6 separate regions of the Homo sapiens genome follow, and regions 1, 2, 4, 5 and 6 are each linked to region 3. A link is a loop called in an ENCODE intact Hi-C map of the cell type or tissue named here. Cell type or tissue: heart right ventricle. All regions are shown on one strand.

Region 1 (4,000 bases), 630 kb before region 3:
CACACGTGGTGGCAGGCACCTGTAATCCCAGCTACTTGGGAGGCTGAGGCAGGAGAATTGCTTGAACCCAGGAGGCAGAAGTTGCAGTGAGCCGAGATTGCGCCACTGTACTCCAGCCTGGGTGACAGAGTGAGACATCATCTCAAAAAAAAAAAAAAAAAAAAGAGAAAGAAAAAAGAAAAAGAAAATTGCAGCTTTTGATGAATAGCCTGATAATTATGTCCCTTAGCCTGCTGTTGTGGAGGAATAGGAGTCATTTTGAAATGGGGAATCAGAAGCAGTCTGTTTCACACTTTGCTCACAAGTGATTCCTCTGAGTGAAAGAAGTCAAACCAAAGCAAGTCCAGGGAAGTCTGAGAAGTTAGCATACTTGCAAAGACAAAACAGCCACAAGTCAACTGTCAGCTGAGTGAGTGCCTGTCTGGACGTTATCCTGCAGGCAGTTAGGAAGAAACATTGTTTGAAGACGCCTGTCACCAGCACACATGACTGATTTCTCATCAGAAGAGGGATTGTGAGTGAAATAAGAAAAAGTCTGTGTAATATGTGTCATGATGAGTTATACATTTACCTATTAACTGTATACAAAACCTTTATGCATATAGATTATCCATATTTTATTTGGGGGCCATCTGGTTAATTTGCCTGCTTTCTAAACTATTGAGTCAAATAAGCTCACTCAGGTATTGTCAGAATGAACCCACCTAATCTGGTTAACATTTTGGTGTCTGGGCAAGGTCTACCCAGGATCAAATCTGTTGACACCCTTCTCTCCAACCCCAGCCCTGTCCCTACCTACACACACGCTTTGTTTAAAAATACTCATTGGTGCTTACTCTGTGTCAGGTGTCAGGTAGTGTGCTAGCACTGAGGATGCATAGTCCTTTCCCTCTTTTTTTTTTTCTTTGGGACAGTGTCTTACTCTGTCACCCAAGCTGGAGTGCAGTGGTGTGATCGTGGCTCACTGCAGCCTTATCCTTGACCTCCTGGGCTCAGCTGATCTTCCCACCTCAGTACCTCCTGAGTAACTGGGACTACAGCTGTGCACTACCACCGGGCTAATTTTTCAGTTTTATGTTTTTGTAGACTTGGGGTCTTACTATGTTGCCTAGGCTGATCTTGAACTCCTGGACTCAAGCAATCCTCCTCCCTCAGCCTCCCAAACTGCTGGGATTACAGTTGTGAGCCACTGTACCCGGCCTCATCATATCCCTCTTGAAGCTTGCAGTGTAGGACAGGTGAACCCAGCAGCCACATCTCTTATTTGGGTATTGCGGGAGACCTGGCATAGTCAGCATCCAGCAGTGTTTCCAGAGTGGCTGGCCTTGCTGCTTCTCCTCACTTGCTCCTCAAGGGCAAGATGATATGCAGGTTACCACTGAAGCAAATGTCCCATCCATTGTCTTCTGGTCCGCTTAAACCTTGATCTAGTAATTAATTATATGAAAGAACAGAAAAAGTTTCAGAGAATGATAATCTGTTTTAAAATTTTCTTATTCATTTTTAATAGTTGTGTTTTTGGGGTACATATGATTTTTGATATGTGTATACAATGTGTAATGATCAAATCAGGGTAATTGGGGTATCTGTCACCTCAAACATTTATTTTTTCTTTGTGTTGGGAACATTGCAATTCTTCTCTTCTAGTTATTTTGAAATATACAATAAATTATCATTAACTATAATTTCCCTACTGTAGTATCAAATACTAGAACTTATTCCTTATAATGATAATCTCTTTAATAGTCATATTTAAATGCCAATTTACAAATGGAGTAAAATATTTAACAGAATTGAATTGATAATTTTGAGGCCTTTGTTAATAACTACTCTTAATTGCAGCAATTTTGTTTTGGACAGAGATTATGGGAATAAATTTTAATTCTGGTTGGAAAATAGTACTGAAACAGCACTTGTCTTATTCTTTCAAATTTTTAGTACTTGGGTATTTGGAGTCATTGAGATTTACTCTTTGTATATGCAGGAACATTAGTTGTTTCAGACTGGACAATGGCTGGTTATAAGTAGTTGAATAAAATCCCTGCAGTTCATCCATTCTTCTCCTACCAGCAGGTGTCATTATGGAAATATGAAAATACTGTAAATTCCAGAGTTGTAGGAACTAGCTGTGAGAAAGAAAAGTAACACTTTGGATATTAAAAAACAACAAAAAATGAAAAAATCATTTGGCACTAAGCAAGGATGGCATGTTTAATTACTGATTTGGCAGTGTTCTACAGTATGATGTAATAGGATTTTAAAGCACATAATTTATTTTAATTAGATTAAGTAAATATTTATAAGAACCATTCTAGGCTCATAGGAGTCACAAAAGAAAAGTAAGATGTGATTCTTATCCTCGAGGAGCCGACATGATATCTGAGGATACATTAATGAAATAATTAGTTCATAGAATGAATCAATCTTTCTTTTTTACATGCTGGATTGAAGAACATAGACAGTAAAAGTTGCAAAAGCTGGAGGGACTGAGTAGTGTTTTTGATTGTGGGTTAATCAAAGAAAAAGTTTTAAAAATTCAAGTAGGGAGGAACTTCAAAATAATTTGGTAACTTGATAGCTCATTCCTTCCTTTCTTGCTAACTGCCTATCTCTCGCTATAATCTAAAGTAATAATTATAATAATTACATATTACATATGTATCCAAGGATGTAACAATTGGATTTAACAGTTTACTATAATCGGCCGGGCGCGGTGGCTCATGCCTATAATCCCAGCACTTTGGGAGGCCGAGGCGGGCAGATCACGAGGTGAAGAGATGGAGACCATCCTGGCCAACATGGTGAAACCCCATCTCTACTAAAAATACAAAAATTAGCTGGGGGTGGTGATGCGTGCCTGCAGTCCCAGCTACTCGGGAGGCTGAGGCAGGAGAATCGCTTGAACCCGGGAGGCGGAGGTTGCAGTGAGCCGAGATCGCGCCACTGCACTCCAGCCTGGGAGACAGAGTGAGACTCCATCTCAAAACAAAAGAAAATGAAAAAACAAAACAAAAAAATGGTTTTCTATAATCAAGCGACTAATATGATCAAATCTTTCTAAAAACTAAGGTAAACATTATAAGTGAGCATTTGTATTAGGAGACTTTTCCAGGAACCTGGATCAGGTTCTAAGTGTGCTCGGTCAGGGTCAGTGCTTCATTCACCCTGTTTTCCCCTCTAGACTGTGAGGTTTTCTAAGGCATGGGATATGTGGCATTCCTCTTTGCATTCCTGGCACTCTTAATTCTGCCTCTGGATCTGTAGTGAGCTCTTAGTACATGTTTGTTGAATGACAGTATCACCAAAGGATAGGGTATTTACAGTCCTTTGTACATTATATTGTTAGAATGAATGCATATTGATACTAGACTAGGCAACCTCAGGTTGAATATTTCAGAAAACTGGATTGAGAAACCTGGCTTGAAAAGTTGATAGCATAGGCAGCCGCCCCCTTCTGCGCTGTCACGCCGAGCCAGCGCCTGGGCCTGGAACCGGGCCGCAGCCCCCCGGCTTCGCCCACCATCTCCCTACCATGGACCCCCGCAAAGTGAACGAGCTTCGGGCCTTTGTGAAAATGTGTAAGAAGGATCCAAGCATTCTGCACACCCAGGAAATGCGCTTCCTGAGGGAGTGGGTGGAGAGCATGGGAGGTACTGCTACTCAGAAAGCTAAATCAGAAGAAAATACCAAGGAAGAAAAACCTGATAGTAAGGTGGAGGAAGACTTAAAGGCAGACGAACCATCAAGTGAGGAAAGTGATCTAGAAATTGATAAAGAAGGTGTGATTGAACCAGACACTGATGCTCCTCAAGAAATGGGAGATGAAAATGCGGAGATAACAGAGGAGGTGATGGATCAGGCAAATGATAAAAAAGTGGCTGCTATTGAAGCCCTAAATGATGGTGAACTCCAGAAAGCCATTGACTTATTCACAGATGCCATCAAGCTGAATCCTCGCTTGGCCATTTTGTATGCCAAGAGGGCCAGTGTCTTCGTCAAA
Region 2 (4,000 bases), 270 kb after region 3:
ATGCAAGGTAAGAGTGTCTGAGAGGAAGATAGGACCCTGATCTGGTTTTTGGTGGTTTGTTTGTGCATTTCTGGGAACGCAGCTGCCTCATTCCTGGTAGGAAGCCTTTCCTGTGGTTGATTTGTTGCCCCCAGTCTACCTCAGACTGCCTGGCTTCTGAGCCGCTGCTGGCTTTCTTTCCAAGGCCTACATCAGCAGAGGAAGGTGTCCCCGGACACAAGACAGGGTGTGGCTGAAGCTGGGCTCCCAGAGGCCCGTCTGTTAAAAAATACGCCCCCACCCCCCACCCCCCAGGCCTGCCAGGTCTCTGAAATTCTCATTCCTTTTAGCTACAACTTGGGAAACTTCTGACAGAATAAAAATATATTCCTTTGGCTGAACAGATTAGCTAGTATTCACCTAAGAAGGAAAAGGACATAGAACAGTTCAACTTTGATGTGTGTGCTTCAGAGGGACTGAGAGGATCAATTTCCACATCAGTCCAAGGCATAGAGTGCTCTCTGAGAGGCAGGCTCTGCAGAGGGAGGTCTCCATCACCTAGGGACCGCAGAGGCACAGAATGAAAGAGTTCAGCTTTACTCGTGTGGCAGGTGGTACTGGGATGGCCTTGAGTTTTCTCCCTTGGTAGGATTAATATCTCATTGAAAGATGTCTTGAGGCTGGGATAACCTGGCTAAAGGTGGAGCTATGATAAACAGCCAGATCTCTTTTGGCATATTTGCGTATTAGAAACTTTAGTATGCAGCAACAACTGAGTCAGCTATCAGTAAGAATCTTCAGGAAAAAAATAACCAGAAGACAGGGCGGTTTGTTTTCCTAAATGTTCATAGTAAGTGCTTGTACTCTTTTCATGCCAGCTGTAATAATAATCACTCACTTTCACCAAGCCTCACAATATGCCTGGCACAAAGCACTTTCCATGTTTTAGAATGAGCCACATGAAATTGCCATTTTTTACAGGTCAAAGACTTTAGAATTGAACGAACTGAACCACTTGCATTTCGTTCTACTTAATATTAATTCAGCCTTACCACAATCCTATAGTGTAGGTCCTATTATCATAAACACCCTTGACTGATGGGAGCATTGAGGTGAAGAGACATGAAGTAGCTTCCTTGAGGCTCCAAAACTAGTTAGTGTCAGAGCTGGTATTCACAACCAGGCCTATGTCCTATATCACCTTCAAGAGAAGAATAAAACTAGCTGCTGTTAACCCCTCTCTTTTTTCTGGAAGAGGTTTAGGCCTGTCTTGGAGTCAGACAATATCTTCAGAAAAAAAATCTCTTTTTCCAGGAATGTCAAAACTCTGGCTTATGTGAGCCCATTTTATTTCATCAGCCACACTGGAAAGTGAGGTTTGATTCACACATGTGGTTGAGTACAATGTTGTGAAAAACACCTGAAAATGGGCTCTGAATGTGGAATTCTGAATCCTTTGATTTCAGACAAGAGGTCCTTTGATTTCCCCTTAGGATGGATGAAACCAGCAAGAACTGAGGCATTTCCTACAGGGTGGTAACCAGCTAGTGAACCCAGCTCACCTCCTCAATTGCTAACGGCCCCATACTCGTTGACAATGATATCTGTGTATTCTAAGAACTAGAGGGCAGGGCTCTTTCCTTTTCAGTTTGATTTTCAAATCTTCAGCGATGCATTAAGAGGACCAGCGGGATTGCTGAGCGTAAAGCGCCACCGTGTGGCCAAAGCCCCACATGCCAACAGGACGCTGTGTAAGTCATTCCCGCAGGAAGGGAGGCAGGAGGTGTGTGGCTCTGAAGACTCACAAATCCTGACCAGGTGCAGGATCATGGCTCAGAGGACTGGGCTCAAGTCTGAGTCTTCACCCTGCAACTGGTACTTGAGGTCTGGAGTAATCATGAAAAAGTCCTCTGTCTTTCCCAAGTGATAGTGCCCCTCAGTGTAAAATGAGGCTACAACCTTCTCCAGGTGCAGTGGTCCCAGAACTGCAAAGAGAATATACATCTGACTTTGTACATTATGTACAGAACCCAGGCAAGAATGGAGGTGAGGTCTCGCAACACTGGCACTCGAGGTAAGGGCTCCTCAAGACCAAAGTCAACAATCTTCAAATCTAACCTAATCTATACTTCCATTTGATAAAGGAAAAGTTGCAAATAAACCAGGTGATCTGGGGACTATATATAAGGAGGCATGACAAAAAAGGATTGTTACATTGTAACCAACTGAATGTAACTTGCAGATTTATGTATTTTGAGAGCCCTAATAATAATAATAATATGAACTGAATATTTATTGTGCTTACTCTGCCAGACACCAGGCCAAGGGCTTTATGTGCATTATGCTATCAGGTGCTCATGAGGGTCCCATGAGCCCAATCTTAACCACAAGTCGGTGCAGTGCTGTCTTCTTCAAAACAGCTTTCTCAGGAGACTGTACTTCCTCCAATTGAAACATTTTGAGAATTTCTCTTTTACAGCTACTTTCAGAGTGTGTGGCACAATTTTTGAATATCCTAAGTGATAGCAAATCAACATTCTTTCATTATGACAATAGTTAACAGTTACTATCTACCAGGCACTTTAACAGGTGTAAATTCATTTAACCTTCACCATGACACTATATGTTAGGAAATGTTATTATCGTGCCCAATTCCCATTTGAGAAAAATAAGGCGTAGAGGGCCTAAATCATCTGCCCACTTTTACACAGCCAGGGCCTCAGGCCTGCAGCTTGGATGAGACCGTGTGAGACAGGGTGAGGCTGGGTAGTTTTTTCTTTGCATGAGGGGGTACTCGGGATCCAGAGTCCATCCGCACTCCCACCCAGTGCAGGCCAGAGACCACTCAGTGAAAGGAGCACCTAAGTCATGAATGACACTTCAGCTGCCCGTGGGCTTCTGCTACAGGCAACTGTCTCTCAGCAGGGCTTGAGTTTTAGAAACAGTCAGAAGGAGTGCAGAGCTGGGTCTCATGAGACAGGTTAGTGAGCTTTCAGCTGTGGACAGTCCGATTTTGAATAAAAATTGAGACTGTTTTTCTCACCTGGCTGTGAAGCCTGCTCCACCAACCCTGCCGGTCTCCCATGCCGCTTCCCCTCTCGCCCTCTGGGCTCAGTCCGCACCCTTGGAGCACTTCCTGCTCATTGGCCCACTCTTTCTCGAACCTTGCTTGCTCCTCCTCTGCTTAGCTTCTGCATGCTGGGGTACTCCAGGCCTCAGGTGTCAGCTTCCTCCCTCTTACATCTCCACTCAGCACCTAGGTGACCTCACCTCCCTGTGGCTTCAAATTCCACCTCTGCGAGGATGGCCCCGGGATTACACCCTAGACCAAGCCATTCCCCTGAGCTCTACACAAAGATACCTAATTTCCCATTTGACATCTCTACTTGGAGGTCTACGGAAAGCTCTAAGTAAACATACCTAAAATAGATCTCTTGATTTCCCTCGCCACCAAATACCCCTGCCCATCAGCCCATCCCTCATTCAACTCAATAAAGGGAACCTCTATCACGATCCCATGTCTCCATATCGAATTCACAGCAAACCTAAATACTGGAAGGTTCTCCTTCAGAGTTGATCCTAAATCCAATCATCTTTGGTTACTTCCCTATCCCCACCCTGATCAAGCTACTCCCTCAGGACCCTACAGAGCTGCTCAACAGCTGTCCCCACCCCACCCCCATCCCCAGTCAAAACCTCACCCAACAGCCAGAATCATCTTTTAAAAACGTGATCAGATTGTGTTATTCCCTTGCTCAGAACCCTCGAGCACTCCTGGGCACCTTCCTTCCTTCTCCTCAAGATCCCTTGATGCCGTTTCACATGGAGCCTTCCTTTGCCTGGGCAGTTCTCCTCCTGGTCTCCTCCTGGTCCTTTGCCTGGGCAGTTCTCCTTCTGGTCTCCATTAATCCCCCATTTCATTCCATTAAAGTGTCACCACCTCTGAGAGGCCTCCACTGACTGAACTCCCCACCTTCCGCCTCTCTACACTCTGTGCCTTTCTCCACCAGACTTCACAGCA
Region 3 (4,000 bases):
TTTTGAAACCTCAAAAGCCAGAACAGGGTCCCTATTCTCTGCTTTTGATTAATACATCCTCTCCCTGAGTCAGCTAACCACAAACAATGAGCTTTGCCTTGGTTGGGGTAGGGCAGTGGACTGGTGAAGAAGTAACAGTTTTATCCTCCTACACACATGCACACATATATGCATATTACAACCTTCAAATAACACAGAGATAATCACAATCTGGACTCACTGCAAGCCCTTCTTCATTAATGCATTGATACAATCCTCAGCAGAAATGGCCGTGTAAAACACCCTTGCCTTGTTCCTATGTGGATTTCTTGTATTCTATTGCATTTCACGGGTTTGTGCTATTTGCTGATCCTGTTCTCTATTCCACTTTGGTCCATGTCTCACCTTCACTCCAGCCGGTTGGTCAGATTAGTAACTAACTGCCTTGTAGCAAAGTGATTTTTATACAGACAATTGTGCGTCTCTGCAATTGTAAAAAGCTTTGACATTGTAGTTTAGATTCTAAACTCTAGATCCTTTAATAACAGCATTTCTGTAGCACCAGCAGTTTCCATTCCTAGTTGCTACTGTAGTAGCAGGTCTCGGGCACATGCAGAAACTTAGTGGGGCTGCCTTAAAATGGACTCTACAAGACGACTGCTACAAAATATCTTTTCCTCTCTTCACTATTATGGAAGGGAGTGGTATTATATTAGGACCCTCTTGTTTGTGGGCAGCAATTACAACTTTCTATTTAGATACTTCTCTTTCCTCTGCTTATGTTGGAGTCTTACTCTGTGATTGCTAACTGTATTGCATTGTCTTCATTCTCTCAATAGCAACAGTAGAAGTTTTAGATTATCTGTCCTGCGTTGCTGAAGATTTGCTGCATAACTACTGGATGTCCACATATATGTGTGTAGACACTATCAAACTGTACACAGAACTCTGGGGGTATGGAGAAGGGAATGATTAATTTTGCCTGTGAAGAAAGATTGGCAAGGGGCATTGAAGGCTTCATGCAGGAGATGACATTTGAACTAAGTTTGCAGAATAAATAGAATTTCAGCATTTGGGTACGATGCCTCTGCTGAGGGTGGCAGATTAAGAAAGCACAAAGAAAGGAGTGTGACAAATAGAAAGTAGTGTAAGAAAGGGCAAAAGAGAATAAAAGCTCATGGTATGAAAAGGACAGAGGTGGCATCTGGAAGTTAAAGCACATAGTACTTGTATCAGAAGAGTCCTATCTATGGCTAATGCTCAGCCCGGTTGACTGAGTGTAAAAAATAGATTTAAAATATTCAAAAATACCGACAAAATGTAAAACAGAATACCAAATTCAGAAAGTGGGAAAGCACCCCTTCCCCTTCAGTTTCAAAAAATACACTTTGTATATCTGAGCTTTGAACAGGAACCACACCCTGAGGAATGAAGGGGCCTCCTCACTGAGGATAATTTTAAGTTGCTAATTGCTACCTATACCCCCTGGCATTAAACAAACAGAGCTGCCTTCACTCCTCCTAGGCTGCCCTTTGAGGAAGAACATAAGCATCTAAAAATAGAACCTCAGGGGTTTTCCCGCACATTAAAACTTCTGCCCATCCTCCCCTCCAGCCAAATCACGTTAATCATGATGAAGACCAAAATAATCGTGCTGAATGAATGTCCAGGAGCTTAAATATTTGCTTTGGACAAATACTCTGCTTGGTGCTTTATACCCTAAATCCTCGAATTATGGAGAGGAAGCTTGCAGCCCTTAGGGAGAAGAGAGAGGCGAGGTGAAGAAAGTACAGAGATTTCAATGGCCTCTTGGACTTTTCTGTCTCCTTATGTTTTCCTGGTGTTTTAGTGGTTAGTTTTGCAGCATACAGTGCTAGGCTCTTCCCTCACACTTTATGTTTCCCCATGTGGACAGTATCTAGAGATTAATAAGGAAGGCCCACTCTGAGAGTGACCACTAGCAAGCCAGCAGTGGGGCTGACTCTCAATTTGGAATGAATGTTTGAAGAGGCTTTTCACATTTCATAGAAATGAGGATTGTGACTCTACAGAAAAAGTTGTTGTCTACAAGAAGGTCCCTTTACTCTTGGGAAGCAACTTTAGCTGTCCTCTCCTTGCTTTTTCAAAACTCGCTTAGCTAATAAAGAGACCAACATGCTCATCTTGGATCCCAGTACCTCTCAGTGGAGAGGAATTTGGGAGGGGAGTCGGTTTGAAAGGCAAAGTGAGCTCTCGGTAGCTGAAGCTGCATAACTACACCGTCACCCCTCCATCCACCTGCTCCCAGTGCAGCAACCCTTCCTGAGGTCGCTTCAGATGTTTTCAGCTATTCCAGGTGACCATTCTTTAGCAGCACGGAGCTGTTGTTCATACTTCGAAGTGTCATCAGCCCCACATTTTCATTTTTGAGTATCCCTTTTCTGAGCAGAGACCGGTCTACTGTGGCAACATAATGCATCCAGTTAAGGCAAGAGATTGACGACTCAACACTGACCTCCACTGGTTGGCATGGAAATACCTAATCCCTTTCGTTCAATGCCTTGGCCATTTTCACGGGGTGCACAGGGAGCCCTCAGCACCTTGCACTGCACTGTTGGTTGAGATTTTACATGATTTTAAATTACCTTCCAAGGAGCATATATGTAGATTCTGGAAAACTCTGATCCAACATTGAGACCTCAGCGCGCCCTTGTACCACCACAAACCACAACATCATTTTGTTTACACCAAGTTAGGGAGTTCAAAGTTGAATTCATGAGAATCTGAGAAATCTATGTCAATCTGTTTCCATGGTAGTGTTATTAATGACTATTCAATTGCCAATAGATTTATTATTACCTTTTAAATGCCTCAAACTCCAATTGGCCATTGTAACCCCATTTTCAATTGGTATAATAATCTTGCCTGCAGAGAATCTGTGCCAGATGCTGTGTTGCCAATGCCTTAGTTGTCTGGAGGTGGGCAAGGAAGGCCCGCTTGGATCAGTGCCACTAAAGGTGGGCTGTGATTCTCCTCATGGGGGTAGTCAGGACTTGGAACCAGCCAGGATTTCAGGAGAGAGACAAGGCAAAATGAACAAGGGAGCCTCTATACACTAAAAAAAAAAAAAAAAAAAAAAAAAAAGGCACAAGCCCATTAGTTTAGTTTTCTGGGAACAGGCCTGATGCAGTTTAATCCAGAGTGGCTGGCCTCTGAGGAACTGGGCACTTGTTGATTTCAATAGAAACCCAACTGATGCTTCTCCACCCAGGAAGGTACAATCAAGTTAAGAGAGCAATTGGTGAAAGAGATTATGATTTGGAAATACCTCCCATTTGGTTCCACTAAACAGAGTAGGTCAGAAAGAAAGAACTAAGCAAAACCATTTAATTAGTGCTCCTGACTCTCAAGAAAGCTGGAGCCAAAAATGAAATTCTTAGATAGCAAGCCCATGTTCTTCATATTGGTGTCTTCATTTAGAAAGCGACAGTACCTATGTCAACAGCTATGTTGAGAAATATTAAGCAGAAATGAAGAAAATGCAATATATATCAAAAATTGAATAAAATTTTCTCCATGGTTGTTCTTGTTTCAATGCCCTCAAAAACTAATTTAAATATTTTATTTAATTTTGAATAGGTCATACATATTTGGGGTACTAAACTTGGATGGCACAAAAGGATATACACTAAAGAGTAACTCTCCCTCTTATCTCTGTCACTGAGACAACCAGTTCTCCTCACAGGAGGCGACCTGAATTACTAATTATATATGGATATTTCCAGATATGTTTTATATGTCTGTACATGTGTATATCATACATGTACATGTACTTTTTTACACAGTTGGGACCACGCTATTTATACTTATCTGTGCCTTGTCTTTTTATCCACATAACAATAGAGCTTAAATAGGCTTCTACATTATTACATAATATATTTTCTTATTAGTTTTTATCACACGGCACTTCATTGTGTAATGTTTCATAATTTATTTAACCTGTTCCCTATTGATAACGTTTAGGCAGTTTCAGATTTTTACA
Region 4 (4,000 bases), 200 kb before region 3:
TGAGCCTCTATTTTCTCATGAGTAAAGTGGAGATAGTGAGAGTATATACCTCCTAGGATTGCCCTGAGGATTAAATGAGATAAGTATGTAAAGTGCATGTCACTGGACTTGGCCTTCAGCAAGACTTAGTGAATGTGAGTGTTCATTGGTACAAACTCTGTATATGTTACAAGAGTACACAGTAGGACTCCTAGGAGTTCAGAAACGGGCAGGGCCCCCGTGGCTGGGATGATCAGAGAGAAGCTGCCACGAGGGGAGAAAGATTTGGCTTGAGTCAGAGAAAAGTAAAAGAACTTATATATGTGGAGGATTTTAGCTGAGGGGATGGCAAGTGGGTGGTACTGAGGCTCCCACGGCCTCCCCATTTTATGTGAACAAGATGAACTTCACTATTATCATGTTATATATTGGGGGGCCAGGGTCTTCCAAGTAAGACTTGGTGTGAAGAAGCTTTTTGTTCACACACACACACACAAATTGAAAACCAATGACTTGCTTAAAGGCAACTGGTGGATGAGACAAGAGCAGTATCTGAAAAGAAGATTTACATTCCCTAATGTGCATTTGTTCAGGGAGTCATTTGATAAACTTACCGAGGACCTCTTATGTTCTAGGTAAGAGGTGGAGGACACAAAGATCACTGAGATACTGTGGCTCCTGCTCCCGGCTTCTACTCGTGGGACAGTCAGCCACTTAAGTGAACATAAGATGAGCAAAGGGTGCCTGGGGCCATCACACTGAGCAAAGAGCCATCGGGGCCATCACATTTGCCAGGAGCACAAGGGTGGAAACTGAAAGGCTTCACTGATAGAAGTGACATGTGGGCTATGTGGCTGAGTGATGCATGCTGCCTCTTTATGTTTCAGGATATCAAGCAGTGTCTTGTCCCCTCCAAAGATGCACTTGAGGGGCTCCCCTCTGTCAAAGCGATGGGGCAGGCAGTGTGCAGGAGGAAGAAAGGCTAGACTCAGCCACAGGACCCCAAGTGTGAGCAGGGGAGCCACAGCAGTGCCCTCAGCAGAGCCTTGCTGGGAGCCTCCACCTGCAGAGGTAAAGTGCAGCTGGAGCTGAGCCCCTGGGAGGAAGGCAGACCAAGGCTTTTCTGGAAGACTCCTTGGGGCTGCTTTCAAGAGTTGCTCTGGATTAGCCTTTTCTGCCTTCTTTTTGCTTTAACAACTGTACAATCCCTGTGCTAGAAGAGCCCTCTGTGGCCATGGAAGCGCCTAAGTGCAGGATCAAAGGGTTTGCTGGTCAGGTGAAGGGACTCAACAATATGAACAAAATTAGGCGCATTTAGTTCCTTTTTGGGACTCCTAACTTTTCATTTTCATATGGCTGCGGAGGGCATGCCTAGCATATCTGTGGAACCAGGGTGCCTGTGGAGAATGGATGCATAATAAACGTTTGGACCATGGAGTGAAATAAGCCAAATAGGGCATAGCTTCATAATTAAATTCACAGATGAAACCTGATGGAGATAGGATCTGGGAACACCAGCGACAATTGAGAAACTGCCCCAGAGGGATAGAGGGGAAAGGGACTAGCTGTATAGGCAGGAAATAACAACTTGAGGTTTGACCTTGAACAATGGAAGGCTAATTCACCTGGGCTGACATAATTGAAAACACAGATATACAGCACAGAAAAGGCACATGGAAATGTAAACCGTTGATAAGAGCTTGGGGAGAGTAAGTAGCAAATTGGATTGCAGATTAAATCAGGGCAAGGTTGCAAATTACTCAACTCCAGTGAGGGGTCTGCTAGACTTACAGCCCTGCTTGGCTCCACTGTGAGCTGGTGCAGGCAAAGGAAAGGCTGGGACATCATAAGATAGGGACCCAGGGCTTCTTCCTTCACCAATGCACAGAGGAACACAGGCAAGAGCTAATAGCAGGGAGGTCACTGATTGGTGTGGGCCTGTGTCTCTCTTGGCTTAAATAAAGTGGGAAAGAACACTTTGCCTTACATGCAAGATCCTCTGGGATGAGGTGGGGTAGGGAGGCTTCAGAGAGGAGGCTGGGGAGCTGATGTAGGTGATGGGGACATAGGTCAGGAAAGGAATTTGCATTTAGAACGAAACGTGGCACATGGTGGCACTCAATTTGTGTTAACTGCCACCAACCTCAACTCGCCTCAGAGTAAATATTGGGGCCTCTCCAATGGGAGCGTGGGCCCACTAGTGATTCTAGGTTTCTCCAGGTGGTCCTGAGCTGCCATATTGTACGTGTTTTTAATGCTTTCCCAGTGCCTAGTCTTTTGCTTTTGACACGAGTTACTTTTAGAATTTTATGTATTTCATTGTCTCATAAATACAGCTTCATTCTTTTTTTTTTTTTTTTTTTTTGTAATAAGCAAGAGTATAGAGATTAAATAGGGTCTTGGGTCCACTTAAATTGCCCACAGGTCAAAACATTCTGAGAAACAACGCTGCCAGTGATTAAAAAGAGCCAATTTAGAGGCTAATTTAGTAATTTATTAATTAATTTACTAATTTCTTAAATGTATTTAGAGGCTACTTTAGTAGTTATCCTCCCTGTTAGACAGGCACAAAAAGATCCTTGGCCTCTGTCCCTTCTCTTTACCTCTCACGTTGGCTGTTGATCTGGTGGATTCTACTTCCTTCAATACCTTCACAGCTGTCCCCTTCTTACAAGTCCCACTGCCACTGGCTGTCTTCACCCCAGGAGATGCAGTGCCTTCATCCCTGCTCCCCCTCTCTCCGCCTTCCATCTGCCCACCACCATTCTCAATGTGGGCTTTGACTGGGTCATTCCCCTTCTCAGAAACTTTCAATTGCTTTTAAAAAATGTATTCTCAAATCCTGGTCCGCTGTTCCAGGCTCCCATCCCTTGCCCTTCTGCCCCTGCAGCTTCCGAATCATTCCACCTCCTGTACCTTGTGATCATTCCTCTCTACCCACACAGGCTTTCCCCATGGATATCTTTTTTCCATGCTTCCTTTTCCTCCCAGGTCTCTCCATCCCACCCCATCTCTCTCTCTCATCTCCTCACATCTAAAGCCTATTAATCTTTCAAGACTCAGCTCAAGAGCACAAAGCCTTTCTCAGTTCCTCTAGCTTGAGGCTCTCTCTCCTTGCTCTGAGCTGCCATGATATGGGCACCTGTTCCGACCATCTCACAGAGAAAAAATGGGTCAGAGTCACTGTGTTGTGTGTTAAGAGCCCATGCTTTAGAGTTCAGAGCCTGGCTCTGTCACACACTAACCATGTGACCTTGAGCAAGTAAGTTAATCTCTCTGACCTTAAGCCTCCCTGTCTGCAAAACGTGTGACACGCTTGATGAAACATGTGTGATGTGCTTGGCAAGGTGGCTGTTAATGATCAGCAATAATGCTCCTGAGCTGCATGGCACAGGGGGAGGGGCTGATATATGACAGCTATTATTATTACATACTTACTAACCAAAAATAACATATTTTAGGTTATTGTATTTGTGTTCATGCCTTGCCTTAAGCCTTATGTTGGGCATTCCTTCAAGGCATAGCTCTTGGACGACTCATCCTTGTGTCTTCTGAAACACCTACTATGTTGCCTACATCAAGTAGGTCCTCAGACAGTGTCTGTTAATGGCATCAGTGACCAAATTAACAGAAAAATTATCAATGGCACCATGTGGAATGCTCTCTTAAAGCAAGTGTCCTATCATTTGGCTCAGCCTGGCCTTTACATTTCCACTAAGGTGACTGCACATTTCAGGCATTTACATGCAGGTGGGTGGGAGCAGAAAGTATGTTGTCGACAGGTGGTAACTTCGTGGCTTTGCCCTGTTGGGGTGTACGGTGGACGAATTCACTTCTATGCTTTATTTCCTCCCTTTATTTGACTAACCTGAATCTACCCAGCAACCAACACATAGAACAGAGCCTTAGAAATGGAGGCAGGTTTCCTCTGGGTCCCCTGGGAGCTTCAAGACCACACCATTATTAACTGGCTGGAAACAATTTAGCATCTGGCTCCCAAGGGATAGAAATGTAGAGAATG
Region 5 (4,000 bases), 420 kb before region 3:
CTTTTCCATTTCTTCTTTCCTTTTCTCTCCTTTTTTCCTTAACCCCCCACCCCTACTCCTGTCTGCCTGGCTGTCTCCCTCCTTTCCCCCTTCCTTCTTTCCTTCCTTCCTTCCTTTCTTTTCTTTTCTTTCTTTCTTTTCTTTTCTCTCTCTCTCTCTTTTTCCTCTCCCCTCCCCTCCCCTCCCCTCCCCTTCCCTTCCCTTCCTCCATCCCTCTTTTCTCCCTCTCCTACACAGGGCTTTGACCTTAATATCCTTGCATATAACAAATGATGTGAGTGGTCATCTCTCATCTGGTTTGGTTACTGGACAGACTCTTTAAGCTTCATCTGATTGTGTATGAATAGCAGTCCTCTTATTAAAGAGATAAAAACCAAAACTAAAACAAAAATAGTAAAACAAGCAGCACGCATCTCACTTGTCTTAGATTTCTGTGCCCTTTTTTCTCAGCAAGACCCAAGTATTCTAACCACAATGATTCTGATGACCAGGAATTCTAGAGCTGGCAGCCTGGCTGAGTCAGAGGGATTTGAGTTGGATCAGCACAGAATCCAGACCAAAGTCACGGTGAACTGGCATGAAAAACAACAACAACAGCAGCGGCAGCAGCAGCAACAATATAGACACATGCAAAACACAAAGCAGCCAGCTACCAGCCACCTCCGAATTGTATCCAAATGAACTGCTACTCATACCTCCACTTCCTGGGCCCCATTTCTCTGATTCCTTTCCGACTGCAGACCTATTAGCCACAGTCTCACATTGTTCTAGATCTCTACTTTCTCCCTTTCCTTGCTTTTGGCTCTGCCTTTTCTTTCTTTCTTTTCTTTTCTTTTCTTTTCTTTTTTTTTTTAAATAAGGCTTCAACTCTTCAACTTCTCCCCTTTTAAATTATGTTATGAACCATCCACAGGGGAGAAAAGCCAACAAACTCATGAACTACATTCTGTTTACAAGTTCGTTTCTAAGTCTGATTATTTATTTCTTTAATTTAGAAGTTCTATATCCCCAAGAGGACCTTAGTAACTGAAAGCTGCTCTTATTTTACTAATATATTTAATAACTCTTCATTTTTATAGTAAGAATGAATCTAGGCTTGCCATATATTTTCATGGTAAAATATTTTAATTCCTCTGAAGAAGACGGAGGATCTTAACCAAATGACTTATGCAGAGAATACAGGCATAGAAAAATGGAACAAATATCATTGTTAATTGTTTTTTCTGTGATGACAGTTTACTCTGTAGCAGCAATTCTTAAACTTGGTACCTGGTATTAGTACAGCAGGTGTTTTGGAAAAAGTAAAAGGATTCTGTGCCCACATAACTTTGTGAAACTTTACTTTGAACAAAATTAAGCAGATTTCATTAATGTAGAAACAGTGTTCCGGACATACAGTGTTTGAAATATTGGTACTGGCCTACTGGCAGGTCAGTTGTGAGGTCTTGACACCCTCAGTTTTCTACCAAGGAAAACTACTCAGTTAACAAGCTACTGCTCATAGGCAGCCATAGTTGGACTTTTCCCCTCATCATGGCTGGTGATGGGAGTGGGCACTGGATTCCAGGCTGGCCAGATCATGGACTGGCCACAACTGCCAATCAAGGACAGGACCAGTCAATTAGCAGACAACACATAGAGGCCACTGGGAGGCAGCAGGGTCCCTGAGGATTTCCGAGGAAATCAGTCAGGTATAGGTGGAAGCCTTGAGAGATGAAAGAGAAAAGCAGAGTGGGAGGCAGGGTGGCTGATAGGCTGTGTCAGGAGCTGTGGATGGGAGACAGGAAATCCAAGTTACAGAGGAGAGGTGGATGGACTGCCTGCACCAGAGGGGCAAAGAGGTAACCTTATTCCTAGATCAACTCTAGGACCTTCCAGTTGTCTTTTGCTAGGTTGGGCTGTGCACCTTCCTGATTGCCCCAAGACATTCCTGTTTTTATTTCCAGTGACTTCCACTTCTAAACTTACTCATTACCCAATGCATTCTTGTAATACATTCTATCATAATTTGAAGTAGCTTGAGGACTTTGTACCTTGTAGCTAAAAAAGTCTAATGAATGCTTCTGGTTTATTCTTAAGGATTTTTTTATAATAACTTTTTTTCTCTGCAAAAATAGTACATGACAAATTGAAAACCCAATGAAGTACAAAGCAGACAATAAAAATACCTATAGTTACCCTCACTCAGTCACTGTTAAATTTTGGTATATATCTGTGAAGGGCTCTTTCTCTGTTTTCGAATTGCAAGAATGGGTGCACACCACATACACTGTTTTCTATTTTTTTAACCTAATTATTGTAAATATCTTTTTCTTTTTATCACAACATATTTAATTATTATGTCATATTTTGTTGTATGTCCAAAGTTCAATGAATTCTCAATGGTTGAACATTTTGGCTGTTTATTTATTTTTTGCTACTGTAATCAGTTCTGTGGTAAATCACCTTGAAGGTAAATATTTGCACACATTTGTAATTATCTCTCAGGATAAAGTCCTAGAAGGGGAATTGTCAGGTCACAGCATATGCACGGTTTTAAGGATTAGAATACTTATGGAAATTACTCTTCAAAAGGTCTAGGCTAATTTACATATCAATCCAGCAGCCTCTCGTAGACAAGCTTTGTTTTCTATAGCTTCTTTTTGGGCTTTTCCCCTGTCCTGTAGAACCTTCTGGATTTTAGTGTTGATTGTCCCACCCTTTTGATTTCAGAGCATTAGCCTTCTCTCTAAGCTTTTTAATGCTTTGCAATGAGATTACTAGTTCTATAATTTTCAGTGCTGGCTCTGGCTGCTTTGTCTCAGAATACCACTGCAATTTTCTGTTTTTTCTTTTCTTTTTTTTTTTTTTTTTTGCCAATGGATCTATTGAACTGCCTAGTGAGCAGTGCAGGGGGAGAAAGGTGAACCCAGTTTCATTTGCATCCCATGTGGCTTTGGCAGCAGTAGCATCGAATTAAACTCAAGCCCCGGAAGATGTGCTTCCTTTGGAAAATGAAAGACCTACAAAGTTCAAGGAGCCCATTCGTGGCAAGTAAATTAAGAGCGTAAACCCAAAGAATGTCTGCAGTTTACAGCTTGGTATTACACGGTTGCTTCTGATTGGTATAATCTGTCATTGCTGTGATGTGTTTAGAGACAACTCAGATTACACTCCTGATACACTAGCTAGGGCCAACCACCTGTGGCCCTAGTCAACGATCAAAGATAGTTACCACAAATGCTATTTGAGGAAATAATGGCTTAGAGTGGAATAAAAACTGCAGTGCTGCTTTTATTGTGTAACTTTTCATCTTATGTGCTTAGCGGAACAGGGCATGAGAATCCTATTTATTGGCAGTAAGACTCTTTCTTTTACCCTTGGTGTCACAAGGGCATTTGGGGAATTTTGCTGTTAGTTAAAAGTTCCAAGGCACCAAGCGCAGGCAGGCTGAAGAGATGAAACTTGAGCCAGTCATTTTTACTGCCTGTTTGCTTCTCTGGTAAGAACTTCTGGGAGAAGCATGAGGCTACCAGTTAAAATGTGTAGGTTGGACTTTTGTGGATTACCTATTTAAGTATTCATGTTTTCTCTAATAGAATAAGTACATGCCATTGAGAATAAACTGTATTTATTCATACATTTATGTATTCATTCATTTTTCCCTTATTCAAAGCCATCAACTGAATATCTATTAGGCACCATGCACTGCATATATTTAAAAAATATTTGCATGCATTTTATTCAAGAGTTTAAGTCCCAGCCAAAGCAAGAATTTTAGACTTTTATTTATTAATGTGCCTGGTTTTGTTACAACCTAATAATCTGCCTCCTGGGAGCCTTTAAGTCTTATGGTCTTATGGGGGTGGTGTAGGATGATTGGGGGATTGTCCTTTAATTAAATAAAAAGGCATGAATTGTTTGACACAGCGGTCATGTGAAAAAGGCAAGTTGTTCTCTAGTGCACAACAAAAAGATCGGAGCCCCTATTTCCAAGAAGTGTATTTTGTGGGGATGCAGG
Region 6 (4,000 bases), 270 kb before region 3:
AATTCTTCATGGTAAATATTAATTAACCCTTTAAGAGCCAAGTGGAGGAGTGGAATCTGTATGTTTTAGAGTTGTTTGTTCTTTTTAGTTGGTCACTTTACACACTTAATTTTCAATTTTATTTAGAAAAAGAAGTTATGCTTATGAAGCATAAAAGCTGTAATTCCAAAAGTTGAATTGGTTTTGAGACCCCAAAGTCATGACTATGTAGAGAATTTCTAAATTCTTAAGGATAACCTATTTAGGAAAACCTAAGAAATCAACTATTACAACTAATGCTTCATTATGATACCTGGTTACAAAATATAAAAAATATCCATAATCAGATAATAATCGTAAAGAGGGAAAAGAGCTCTTTTACAACAGGGGAAAAACAAAGCAAAACAAGCAAGAATAAGAACAATAAAACCTGGAAACAAACTTGTTTGTTTATATAGGGCTTCTATCAATTTAGTTGTAAAACTTTAGTTAATATGAAATCAGGCTTGAATAAATTGAGACATATTTTATATTATTGGATGATGTCACTGTTCCTCAAATTGATGGTTAGGTCCAATATGATTCTAATCAAAATCCCAATTGGAATATTTTTGAATGAAAATGTGACTGTAAGGTTTATCTAGAATAATTTGTGGATAAAAATAACCAAGAAAGATTTATAAACAAATAAGGTAAACTGTACTTCAGGTGTTAAAAACCTGTTATAAAGCTTTAATAACATGATATTGGTATACAACTAGACAGAGAGAAGAGAATAGAGTCCCCAAACACACTCAAATACATATAAGAATTTAGTATTTGATGAAGACACTTCAAATTAGGGAAGGAAATGAAAGATTATGCCAGTGAATAGTGCTGGGGAAATTAATTCAGTTTTTAAGGGAAGGAGGAGACCCAAATCATATCCCTAAATAAATTCTGGATGAATTAAATAAATTTTAAAATATGAAAACACAAATGAGTAAAAGAAATTATGATAAGTATCTATCAACTCTCAATGTATGGAAGCACTTTTTAAACAAAAAGGTAGAGGAAGAATCTATAAAAGAGAAAACAGAATGTTTTTACATAAAAATTATAAACATATACATCAAAACTCATGATAAAGAAACATAAGGCAAAGAATAACTTGAAAAAAGGGCAAAATAGAAGACAAAGGTTAACATGGTTAATATGTGAAGAGCTTCCGAAGTCAATGATTAGAAGATAAATATCCTAAGCAGAAAAATTTTCAATATTCACAAAAAAGGAATTTGTACGAGCAGAAAAAAATTAGACAATAAATCATGAAAAAATTTCAGGCTCACTATTTATTTAAAAATAATTTTAAAAGACACAAATTTCTGTCCATTAAATTAGCAAATATTTTAAATTTCAAAAAACTTTGATAATTACATAGTTGGGTAAAAGTTCAAGATAAAGGAAAATCTCATCCACTGCTGGTGGAAGTATAACAATCTTTTAAATTTTCTGGTTAGAAATGTTGGCAATATGTATGTATTCAAAGACTTAAAGCTGTAAACAATATTTGACCTAATAATTCCTTCTTAAGGAATCTATCCTTACTTCGGATATATTTTTAGGAAATACAAGGATTTAGGTATAAGGATGTTTATTGCAGGGTTACTTGTGACTGAAAAATTCTAAAAATAGGTTTAATTACTGACAGCTCATCTGTAGGCATGGCAAACCACATTCTCAGGAATATTTAAGGCTTTAGAAAAAATATAAAAGGTAACATGAAGTGAAAAATGTAACGGCAAAGTTGCATGTACAGGAGAGCTGTGGGTGGGCTTGGCTATATATGTACGTACATGCATATATGTACACATACAGAAAAAAGACTGGAAGGATTTGTGTCGATGAAATGTTAATAGTGGTTCTTAGGATGGTGGAATGATTAGTGGGTTTTTATTACCTTTATGTGGCACTTTTTCAAATTTTCTGTAAAAAGGCTGTATTAACTTTATGATCAGAAGTATAAACATTAGTTTTGTAATTTTCTTTGCTATCAAGGGCTCCCTCTGCTGCTCACCTAAAAAATTATGAAGAGTTGGCTTCCTACTTCTCATTCCTGATTTTCCTCATCTCCTAATAGCCTCTGTTCTTATCTTGTGACCACTTTCCACTTATTTACCTTAGAAGCAGACTCGTCTAATTTGAGTATTTGGAATGATATGTCAAGTTCTAGACTTTGTTTTTAATTGAGATATAACTGACATACACTAGTCGTCCGTTTAAAGGGTACAATTCAGTGGCTTTTAAGTATATTCACAGAGTTGTGCAAATGTCACCATGATCTAATACCAGAATATTTCTGTCACCCCCAAAAGAAAACCTATGCTCATTATCAGTAACCCTTGATTACTTCTTTCCGCCATCCCTGGTAACCACTAAACTACTCTTAGTATTTATGGTGTTGGGTCTAAGAAAATGATACCCCACACAATGGTGCTTTGGCATACTGAACACTTTGAATTAAATGAAGATGGAGTACCTTAGAAGCTGTCTCAGAACCCAAAACATTTTAACCCTCTTTTGTTTCTTCTCCCCTGACTCCAAGAGCAAGGAGGGACTCTGTCTGGAATTTCCTTATCTAACTAAGGAAACTTCTCAAAAGACATGCAATTGTCTGAAGACTCACTCTCCAGGAATCTCATGAAATAATCCAGAAAGATTACCCACCTGAGAGAAGAAAAGACTATAAAAGTCATCACTACATGCAGTTAGACTTTTCATCTATTCTTTTGAGGGCAGGTTGGAGAGATTACCTAGGAGACTTTTTCTACATACTAAGACAACCTTTGTTCACAAGGCAGTTCCACCCCTCTCCTTCCCTTAACTTGCCAGTCCCATTCAGTTTCCTAAGATAATTATTTACAAAATAATATTTGCCTCCTGGGTGCATTCATTTCCTCTGAAAATCACTTACTACCCTTCTAAAATTTGTTACAGCTCCCAAGTTTTCTCTCCCCTATGAGGAGGACATTTAAACCTTAACCATATGGCCCTTTTTTGAGTCTCATGTTTTGTATGGCTCCCATGATTATGCATATTAATTAATGTGTAAACTTTTTCTCATGTTAATCTGTCTATTGTCACTTTATTTCAGTGAACCTTCAGAAAGGGCAGAAAGGAAGTTTACTTCTGCCTCTACAATGGATTTGCCTACTTTAGACATGTTTTCAAGATTTATCCACGTCATGGCATATACCAGAACTTCATTTCTTTTATGATTGAATAATATTACATGGTTTTAATATACTATATTTTGTTTATCTGTTCATCAATTAATAAATCTTTGGGTTGTTTTCACTTTTAGGCTATAATAATTAACGCTGTTAGGAATATTTACTTGTAAGTTTTTGTTATATGTTTTTAATTCTCCTGGGTAGATACTTAGGGATAAAATTGCTGAATTAGATTGTAACTTTATGTTTAGAAACTGCCCAACTGTTTTCCAAAGTAACTATCATTTTAATATTTCACCAGCATTGTATGACAGTTCTGGTCTTTCCTTATTTAAACTAATACTTAATTGTTGCCTTTTATTGTAGCTATCCTAGTAGATATGAAGTGTTATCTCATTATGGTTTTGATTTGCATTCTCTAATGACTAATAATATCAAGCATCTTTTCATGTGTATACAAGATATTTGTATATCTTCTTTAGAGAAATGTCTACTCAAATCCTGTGCCTATGTTTTAATTGGATAATTTATGTTTTTATTGTTGAGTTGTAATAGTTTTTAAATATATTCTGGATCCTAGACCTTTAACAGTACATGATTTGTAAATATTTTCTCCCATTCTGTGGGTTGGCTTTTCACTTCTTTATATTATCTTTTGAAGTACAAGTTTTTTATTTTGATAAAGTCCAGTTTATCTATTTTTTTCTTTTTTTGCTTGTCTTTTGGTGTCGTATCTAACAAACCATTGCCTAAATCTGAGGTCACAAATTTTACAGCTGTGATTTCTTCTAAGAGTTTTATGCTTTTAG

What was found. Peaks named below come from ENCODE experiments on the same cell type or tissue, not always from the same donor. Only the 100,000 strongest peaks of a DNase experiment are listed, where the experiment ranks them.
Region 1: it touches region 3 in a loop (5-fold over the local background); 22 of 110 quality-filtered maps call a loop at or near these places.
Region 2: it touches region 3 in a loop (2.7-fold over the local background); 24 of 110 quality-filtered maps call a loop at or near these places.
Region 4: a loop joins it to region 3, with 4 times the contacts of the local background. A loop is called at or near these places in 13 of 110 quality-filtered maps.
Region 5: it touches region 3 in a loop (6-fold over the local background); 22 of 110 quality-filtered maps call a loop at or near these places.
Region 6: it touches region 3 in a loop (6-fold over the local background); 55 of 110 quality-filtered maps call a loop at or near these places.

What each region holds. Positions count from the first base shown.
Region 1 is chr13:50,168,557-50,172,556 of GRCh38, forward strand. All of the region lies in intron 2 of DLEU1 (deleted in lymphocytic leukemia 1), which reads left to right. It also overlaps the pseudogene ST13P4. Among named protein-coding and RNA genes, the nearest start is that of DLEU2, 45 kb to the left of the region's middle. In heart right ventricle, a CTCF peak has its summit at 2,078 (motif pointing right); no DNase peak of the experiment used is centred here.
Region 2 is chr13:51,068,540-51,072,539 of GRCh38, forward strand. No RefSeq gene overlaps it. Among named protein-coding and RNA genes, the nearest start is that of C13orf42, 41 kb to the right of the region's middle. In heart right ventricle, CTCF peaks have their summits at 1,697 (motif pointing left) and 1,904; a DNase peak (open chromatin) is centred at 1,702.
Region 3 is chr13:50,799,046-50,803,045 of GRCh38, forward strand. It overlaps a transcript of DLEU7 not described here. Among named protein-coding and RNA genes, the nearest start is that of DLEU7-AS1, 6.8 kb to the right of the region's middle. RefSeq lists enhancers at 2,201-2,250, 2,321-2,420. In heart right ventricle, CTCF peaks have their summits at 2,485 (motif pointing left) and 2,687; a DNase peak (open chromatin) is centred at 2,466; H3K27ac peaks cover 1,512 bases.
Region 4 is chr13:50,595,348-50,599,347 of GRCh38, forward strand. No RefSeq gene overlaps it. Among named protein-coding and RNA genes, the nearest start is that of DLEU1-AS1, 70 kb to the left of the region's middle. In heart right ventricle, no CTCF peak of the experiment used is centred here; no DNase peak of the experiment used is centred here; H3K27ac peaks cover 3,627 bases.
Region 5 is chr13:50,375,466-50,379,465 of GRCh38, forward strand. The region is part of intron 2 of DLEU1 (deleted in lymphocytic leukemia 1); the gene reads left to right. Among named protein-coding and RNA genes, the nearest start is that of DLEU1-AS1, 150 kb to the right of the region's middle. RefSeq lists an enhancer at 2,940-3,536. In heart right ventricle, a CTCF peak has its summit at 1,613 (motif pointing right); no DNase peak of the experiment used is centred here.
Region 6 is chr13:50,530,081-50,534,080 of GRCh38, forward strand. No RefSeq gene overlaps it. Among named protein-coding and RNA genes, the nearest start is that of DLEU1-AS1, 4.6 kb to the left of the region's middle. RefSeq lists an enhancer at 1-269. In heart right ventricle, a CTCF peak has its summit at 2,018 (motif pointing left); no DNase peak of the experiment used is centred here; H3K4me3 peaks cover 11 bases; H3K27ac peaks cover 1,187 bases.